Linked DNA regions of Homo sapiens: region 1 is linked to region 2. A link is an interaction called in ENCODE POLR2A ChIA-PET data of the cell type or tissue named here. Cell type or tissue: HepG2. All regions are shown on one strand. Each heading gives the region's core, and the rest is flanking DNA. Links, peaks and the distances in the headings are about the cores only.

Region 1 (4,401 bases), core at 250-4,249, 350 kb before region 2:
AACCTGAATTTTGCTAAGACGCAGACATAAATGATAACAAGCCATTATTCCAGAGATCACAAGATTTGCAACTACTCCAGTTACTCCTGTGGATAAATAGCATTACTGTTGTAGAACCTAAGATTGGCCTTTTGAGATGTCTTTTCAGGTTTTTGCATTTCTGATCAATGATTCCACCTGGCCCCACCAACCAGTCCTGTGGCCACAGCCAGAAGTGAACTCCCTGGCCTGCCAAACTATCCTTGAAAAACCCTAGCCTCTGAATTTGGGGGGAAATTGATTTGACTAATAACTGTCTCCCATATGGCCTGGCCAGCCTCATGTCTGTTAAACTCTTTCTTTATTGCAATGCCATGGTCTAAATGAATTAGTTTTGTCTGTGTAGTGAGCAGGGCGAACGCATCTGCAGTTACAGTCTTAGCCTGGGCTCGCCGTCAAAAGTAGATCCCACAACAAGAGCTCAGAGAGTAGGAAACTGGAGGGAAAGAAACAGAAAGAGGATGAGCCCACGTGTTATCAAGTTGGTCACAACTTTGAGTAACTGGCCCTTCTGAAGCATATAGACGGTAATACAGAATTATCTTCCCAGGAGAGGGAAACAGGGATGCGAGCACTTACCTGTCAGCTCCCATGCCCCCATTGTCAAGGGCTGCCTCATAGAGTGTTAAGTAATTCACATCTCCAGGAGGCACAGGTGTAAGTGTCAGGCAGACTTCCCTGGTGGGTTGGTAGGTGGGAAGTGCGGGAAGAAAACAAAAGATGTTCGTGCAACTGAGGCCAGGTACTGTCAGGCTACACTTGTGTAAAGCTGGTTGCGAAAGCAATGACATAAAAGGTGGGCCAAGTCTGCACACTTTCTTTGTAAATGGTCAGATAGTAACTATTTTAAGCTTTGCAGGCTATGTAAGGTCTCTTTCATGTGTTCTTTTTTCTTATTTTACAATTCTTTAAAAACTTGAAAAAGAAATATTCTTAGTTTGTGGCCTTAAGAAAATGGGCCACAGCCAGATTTGGCCAATGGGCTGCACTTTGCCACTTCATGGGCAAGAAGATGTGAGGCCTCCTCTGGGTAGAGAGGTCTTCCTTTACCTCTTTACTTATGAGTGCAACTACCCCTCACTACTCTCAATCCCCCTTCTTGCTTGATTTTTCTCATTTTATAAAATGTTATATAATTTACATATGTATTTAGTTTATTGCCTGGGTTATTCAATAGAATGTCAGCTCCATGCATGCATGCATGACTTTTTTTTTTTTTTTTTTTTTTGAGACAGAGTCTTGCTCTGTTGCCCAGGCTGGAGTGCAATGGCGCAATCTCAGCTCACTGCAACCTCTGCCTCCTGGGTTCAAGCAATTCTCCCGCCTCAGCCTCCGGAGTAGCTGGGATTACAGGTGTGCACCATCATGCTGGCTAATTTTTTTGTATTTTTGTAGAGACGGGGGTTTCACCATATTGGCCAGGCTGGTCTTGAACACCTGACCTCAGGTGATTCACCTGCCTTGCCCTGCCAAAGTTGCTGGGATTATAGGCATCAGCCACCATGCCCAGCAGATTCAAATATTTTCTGATTAGCAATTGTTTGAAAGAGTTTATCTAAAGACCTGGAATCAATAGAAAGGAGTGTCTCCATGAAGATAAGTGTCTGTGGAGACCAAGATTCTTATTATGCAGATGAAGACTTCAGGTAGCAGGCTTCAGAGAGAATAAGTTGCAAACATTTCTTATCAGACTTAAAAAGGGGCTAGACTCTTAGTTCATTCTCTCCTGGATCAGGAAAGCAATCTGGAAAGGGAAGGGGATTCTCTACAGAACGTAGATTTTCCCCACAAGAGACAGCTTTGCAGGGCCATTTCAAAATTTATCAAAGAAATATACTTTGAGGTAAAATACTTCTATTTCTTTCAAGGTCTGCTATGTGTCATGTTGGTATCTTACTGCTACAAAGAGTCTCTTTTGTCAGTCTTAAGGTCTCTGTTTTAATGTTAATGTTGGTCACCTGTACCTGAATTCCACTGGGAGGAAGGTATAATAAGGCATGTCTGACTACCCATTTCCATCACGGCCTGAACTAGTGTTTCGGTATTACTTTAGAATGCCGTTGGCTGAGAGGACAGGTCCTTTCGGTTGGTTGGGGAGGTCTTACAATTTTATTTTCGGTTTACACCGGTGTGAACCTCAAATATCTGAGACAGGTCTCAGTCAATTTAGGAAGTTTATTTTGCCAAAGTTAAGAATGTACGCCTGTGACACAGCCTCACAAAGTCCTGATGATATGCACCCAATGTTGTTGGGGCACAGCTTGGTTTTATACATTTTAGGGAGACATGAGACATCAATCAATATAGGTAAGATGTTCATTTGTTCCTTCTGGAAAGGCAGGAAAACTTGAAGTGGGTTGGGAGCTTCCAGGTCATAGGTAGGTAAGAGACAAATGGTTGCATTCTTTTAAGTTTCTGATTAGCCAGGCTTTCTAAAGAAGGCAGTCAGATATGCATTTATCTCAGTGAGCAGAGGGATGACTTTCAGTTCTGTTTGTCCTTTGTCCACAAGGAAATTCCTCGTGAGGAAGGCATGTAGCTTTTTTTTTTTTTTTTTTTTGAGATGGAGTCTTGCTGTGTGGCCTGGGCTGGAGTGCAGTGGCACAATCTCGGATCACTACAACCTCCATCTTCTGGATTCCTGTGATTCTCCTGCCTCAGCCTCCCCAGTAGCTGGGATAACAGGCACACACCACCATACCCTGCTAATTTTCATATATTTAGTAGAGACGGGGTTTCTTCATATTGGCCAGGCTGGTCTTGAACTCCTGACCTCAAGTGATCCACCTGCCTCAGCCTCCCAAAGTGCTGGAATCACAGGCAGTCGGCTCCATGTAGTTTTTTTGTTTGTTTGTTTTTGAGATGGAGTCTCACTCTGTTGCCCAGGCTGGAGTGCAATAGTGCAATCTCGGCTCACTGCAACCTCTGCCTCCACGCCCAGCCCCCGTGTAGCTTTTTTTTTTTTTTTTTTTTTTTTTAATCTTAGTAGCTATCTTTTTAAGGAATAGAATGGGAGGCAGATTTGCCCTAAGAAGTTCCCAGCTTGACTTTTCCCTTTGGCTTAGTTATATTTGGGGCCCTAAGATTTATTTTCCTTTCACACTGGTCACAGCAGAGGGAGACAGAGTTATTACTCAAATCAATCTCTCCAAAAATTTGGAGGCTGGGCCTTTTCAAGGACGGTTTGGTGGACCCCTTCTAGGTAGGGCCACAAGGACCAGTTGGTGGGAGTCAACAGGTCCAGATGAAGCCATTGGTTGTCAGAAATGCAAAATCCTGAACAGACATTTCAAAAGGCCAATCTTAGGTTCTACAATAGTGATATTATTTGCAGGAGTAATTGGGGAGTTGCACATCTTGTGACCTCCAGAATAATGGCTGGTAATCATTTATGTTGTAAACCAAAAATAAAATTAGAAGACCCTCTGCAACCATCTGAGTGGACTCACCCAAGGCACTCTAAAATTTAACATGAAAGACTGGTTCAGGCCATGAGGGGAAATGGGGGTGGGACATGCCTCAATATATCCCTCCAGCATTAACATCAACACAGACTTTAAGTGTGATAAGAAACATTTACAGTCTATTCTCTCTAAAGCCTGCTACTGGGAGGCATTCTGCATGATAAAACCTAGGTCTCCACAATCCCCGTCTTAATCCAGACACTCTTTTCTATTGATAGTAGCTTTTTCAACTAATTGCCCATCACAACAGAATATATTTATTTATTTATTTTTATTATACTTAAAGTTCTAGGGCACATGTGCACAACGTGCAGGTTTGTTACATAGGTATACATGTGCCATGTTGGTGTGCTGCACCCATTAACTCATCATTTACATTAGGTATTTCTCCTAATGCTATCCCTCTCCCAGCCCCCCACACCACAACAGGCCCCAGTGTGTGATGTTCCCCTCCCTGTGTCCAAGTGTTCTCATTGTTCAATTCCCACCTATGAGTGAGAACATGGGGTGTTTGGTTTTCTGTCCTTGTGATAGTTTGCTGAGAATGATGGTTTCCAGCTTCATCCATGTCCCTCCAAAGGACATGAACTCATCCTTGTTTATGGCTGCACAGTATTCCATGGTGTATATGTGCCACATTTCCTTAATCCAGTCTATCATTGATGGACATTTGGGTTGGTTCCAAGTCTTTGCTATCGTGAATAGTGCCGCAATAAACATGTGCGTGCATGTGTCTTTATAGTAGCATGATTTATAATCCTTTGGGTATATCCCCAGTAATGGGATCGCTGGGTCAAATGGTATTTCTAGTTCTAGATCCTTGAGGAATCGCCACACTGTCTTCCACAATGGTTGAACTAATTTACACTCCCACCAACAGTGTAAAGCATTCCTATTT
Region 2 (4,401 bases), core at 331-4,330:
ATGCCCGGCGAATTTTTAAATTTTTTGTAGAGACATGGTCCCTCTATGTCTCCAGCTCCTTGGCTCAAGCAATCCTCTTCCCTTGGCTTCCCCGTGCCTGAATTACAGGCATGAGCCACCACGCCTGGCCTAATTATAGTTCTTATGATGTGGAGCTCAATCATCTATTACTAAATTATTTCATAGTTATTTTCTTTCTCTTTTTTAAAAAATTAAGATATCATTAACATATCATAACACTGACCATTTTAAAGTGTTTACTTCATGGTTTTTGGCAAATGCACAAAGCTGTGCAACTAAGACCACCACGTGACTCTAGAACATTTCATTGGCCCAAAGAGAAACTCCATGCCTTTTAGCATTCAGTGCCTATTCCCCTCACCCAGCCCCTGGAAACCACTATTCTACTTTATTTTGCTGTGGATTTGCCTATTTTGGATTCACGTGAAAGAAATTATACAATATGTAGAATTATTTTTGTCAGCTTTTCACTTAGCATGTTTTCAAGTTTCAATAATGTTGTAGCATATACCAATATTTCATCTCTTTTTATGGCTGAATAATGTTCTGATGTGTGATATATTATATTTCGTTCATTTATTCATCAGTTAATGGATACTTAGGTTGGATTTGCACCTTTTCGCTATTCTGAATAATGCTGCTATGAGCATTCGTACACAAGTTTTTGTGCGGACATACGTTTTCAATTTTTTTGGTTATATACATAGGAGTGGAATTCCTAGGTCATATGGTAATCCTGTATTTAACTTTTTGAGGAATGCCAAATTGATTTACACAGCAGCTGCCCCATTTTACATTCCCACCAGCAATGTATGAGGGTTCCAATTTTTCTACATCCTCGACAAGTGTAAGTTTCCATCTTTTTGATTATAGACATCCAGTGAGTGTGAAGTTGTATCTCAGTGTGGTTTTGTTTTGCATTTTCCTTATGACTAATGATGTTAAGCACCTTTTCATACATTCATATGATGAAGTCAAATTATCTGTCTTTTCCTTGGTTGCTTGTTCTTTTGCTATCATGACCCAGAAATCATTGTTTAATCCAAGGTCATACATATTTAGCCTTAAGTTTATCTTCTGAGAGTTGTATAGTTTTAGCTCATACATTTAGGTCATTGATCTATTTTGAATTAATTTTTTATATGTCATATATGGAGTATATGTAGGTGTATATGTATGATATATTTGTAGATGTCCAACTTTCTTCTTTTGCATGTGGATATCCAGTTGTCCCATTTGGACAACAACTATTTTTTTCCAAATGAATGGTCTTGATATCGTGTCAATGTCCAAATCAATTGGCCATAGATATGTAGGTTTATTTCTAGATTTGCAATTCTATTCCATTGGTCTATAGGTCTTAGTTGAGCTCTTGATAAACACTGGCATGAGATGAGTATATTTCATTCTCTAACAAGTGCCTGGAGTATAGCTGAACACTAACTGGCCCATGCTGCTTACCTGTCAGCTGACGTGAGTAAGAGATTGACAGCCTCCTCTGAGACATGAGGATCATAAAAAGGGCATGCGCCTGAAAATAGTTTGTACCTCTGATCAGCTCCAAGAGTCTCCATAGAGACAAAAAGACAAATAAGGTCCAAATTCCAGTCCATATAGCTTGGCTAAAATAATCTGAAGCCTAGTAATTTTTAGGCGGGTATAACTCATACACCCATCTCAGCACCCTCAAAATCACCTGATAAATATTTATGGAGTCCCTGTTCTGTGCTGTGTACAACAAAGCAGCTTTAATTTGAGGATTTTATTTCCTGGCATTCTTCCAACAAACTACTTGCAGCAAAGTTGCCAAAGACAGTAAGCTGATTGTATGAAGGTATCATTATTTATTTATTCATTGAGACAGGGTCTCACTCTGTTGCCCAGGCTTTAGTGCAGTGGCGCAATCTTGGCTCACTGCAACCTCTGCTTCCTGGGTTCAGCAATTCTTGTGCCTCAGCTTCCTGAGTAACTGGGATTACAGGCATGCGCCAGCACTCCTGGCTAATTTTTTTATTTTTAGTAGAGACGGAGTTTCACCATTTTGGCCAGGCTCGTCTCGAGCTCCTGACCTCAAGTGATCTGCCCACCTCAGGCTCTCAAACCGTTGGGATTACAGGGGTGAGCCACAGCATCTGGCCTGAAGTTACCATTGTTATAGGCCAAAAACAGTTGAATGGTGGCTCTTATTTTTGAAAAGTTGATTTATAGCCCTTCTCTTTGTCAATAATTAGCCAGTAGGCCAATTGTCTCTTCAAGCCACTCCTTGCTAAAGGTAATACAACCTTATCATTTGTGTATAACGGAATGTTTGGTCCTTCTGTTTTGCTTTGTTGAAGGTAGGAGTGGCAAGATATCTGCAGGATTGCATTAAATTTATCCAAAATGATATTAGGTTAACATGCAAGTTGTAAAGAAGGGAAGCAGAGACAATTATTCCCTGGGCCTGGAAGCTTCATCCTTCTGCCTTTAGGGACCAAAGCTTTGTTGCCATATGGTCTGCCATAACAATCCAAGATTGATCCCTTTCTTCCTGTTTACTGGTGCCAGAGATCCTAGAATAGCAAGGTATAGTTTGTGTCTGGTAATGTTTAATCTTGATGACAGCTGGCACAAGAAACATAACCCTGAACCTTGGAACAAAGATGGTTTTCTGCTCAGTGCAAGTACTATTGCAGCGTTATTACAGCAAGCTCAGAAAGACAGCCAGACTTCTGAATTACATTATTCCTTTTTAAGTTGCTAAAATTGAGGCTGAGGCAGGAGAGTTGTTTGAGGCTTCCATTTGACACTGTAAAAAATAAGAACTTCAGTTCATCAAAAGACACCATTAAAAGAGAGAAAAGGCAAGCCACAGACTAAAAAAGGATATTTGCAAAGTACATATTTGGTAAAGGACTCCAAACTAAAATTTATAAAAACTTTTACAAATCGCCGGGCGTGGTGGCTTACTCCTGTAATCCTAGCACTTTGGGAGGCCGAAGCGGGGTGGATCACCTGAGGCCAGGAGTTCAAGACCAGCCTGGCCAACATGGAGAAACCCTGTCTCTACTAAAAATACAAAAATTAGCCGGGTATGGTAGTGTGCGCCTGTAATCCCAGCTACTCGGGAGGCTGAGGAAGGAGAATTGCTTGAACCCAGGAGGTGGAGGTTGCAGTGAGCCAAGATCGCACCACTGCACTCCAGTCTGCGCGATGGGAGCGAGACTCCATCTCAAACAAACAAACAAACAAACAAAAAACTTTCGCAAATCAGTAAGAAAAAGGCATCCCAAATGGATGAAAGATTTAAATGGGTACCCCACAAAAGGGGATAGCCAAAAGGATAGAGCATATGAAATGATGCTTAACATCTTCAGACACCATCCCCTACTCTGTACAGTCAGGCAACTGCCTTTTTTCATGCTCAGCAGACAGAAAGGTATTCTCTGAAGAAGTTAAGACAGATCTTAAGGGAGGAGCATCCAAAACAGAGGTATCATATTAAGTCAGGGGGATTAAGATACCGCACTCCCTCCCACTGCCCCTGCCACCCCACTCCCCCGCCGCCCCTGCTTCACCCCTCCACTGCCCAACCCATCTCCTAGAATTCTCACAACCAGGCCTTTACCCACCAAGCAGGAAACTGAAAAATATTCTCCAGGGAATCTGACCAGCCCAAAGGAAAATGCCTAAAGATGCTCACACAGGGGGTTCTCTAGCTAGAAAGTCCAATCAAGTCATTATACAATGAAGCATTTCAATGACAAGATCTACCCACGAATAAAAACTTCCAATTAATTTTAGTGCTGCTTTCTTAAATAAGAATTACCAGACCCTTGGGGAAAGTCTCTACCATGAAAGACAGACATCAAAACAAAGAGAAAGACAACAACAAAGCAACTTAGAGGAAACAGACTATAAGGTAGAAGAAAACTGTAAATTACTAAACTCAGATAATAGAGAGGATTGTAATAAAAAAACTAGTTTGCTATTTAGGCTGGTCGGTGGCTCATGCCTGTAATCCCAGCACTTTGGGAGGCCAAGGCGGACGGAACATTTGAGTTTAGGAGTTTGAGACCAGTTTAGCCAACATTGTGAAACCCCGTCTCTGTTAAATAAATACAAAAATTAGCTGGGCATGGTCATGCATGCCCGTAATCCCAGCTACTTGGGAGGCTGAGGGAGGAGAGTCATTTGAACCCCTGGAGACAGAGGTTGCAGTGAGCCGAGACTGCACCACTGCACTCCAGCCTGGGTGACAGAGCGAGACTCCATCTCAAAAAAAAAGGAAATAAAATAGTTTGCAATTTAAAAGAGGAAGATTCAGAGAACAAAAAAATTTAAAATAGAAAAAAGTGTAAAATTCATAGAAGGGTTGAAAGATGAATTTGAGGAAGACTC

What was found. Peaks named below come from ENCODE experiments on the same cell type or tissue, not always from the same donor. Only the 100,000 strongest peaks of a DNase experiment are listed, where the experiment ranks them.
Region 1: POLR2A ChIA-PET joins it to region 2 with 5 read pairs; 1 of 35 experiments calls an interaction of 5 or more read pairs at or near these places.

Annotation. Positions count from the first base shown.
Region 1 is chr9:105,080,941-105,085,341 of GRCh38, forward strand. No RefSeq gene overlaps it. Among named protein-coding and RNA genes, the nearest start is that of CT70, 91 kb to the left of the region's middle. In HepG2, for the core only: no CTCF peak of the experiment used is centred there; a DNase peak (open chromatin) is centred at 2,529.
Region 2 is chr9:105,430,063-105,434,463 of GRCh38, forward strand. It overlaps a transcript of SLC44A1 not described here. Among named protein-coding and RNA genes, the nearest start is that of FSD1L, 16 kb to the right of the region's middle. In HepG2, for the core only: no CTCF peak of the experiment used is centred there; a DNase peak (open chromatin) is centred at 2,609.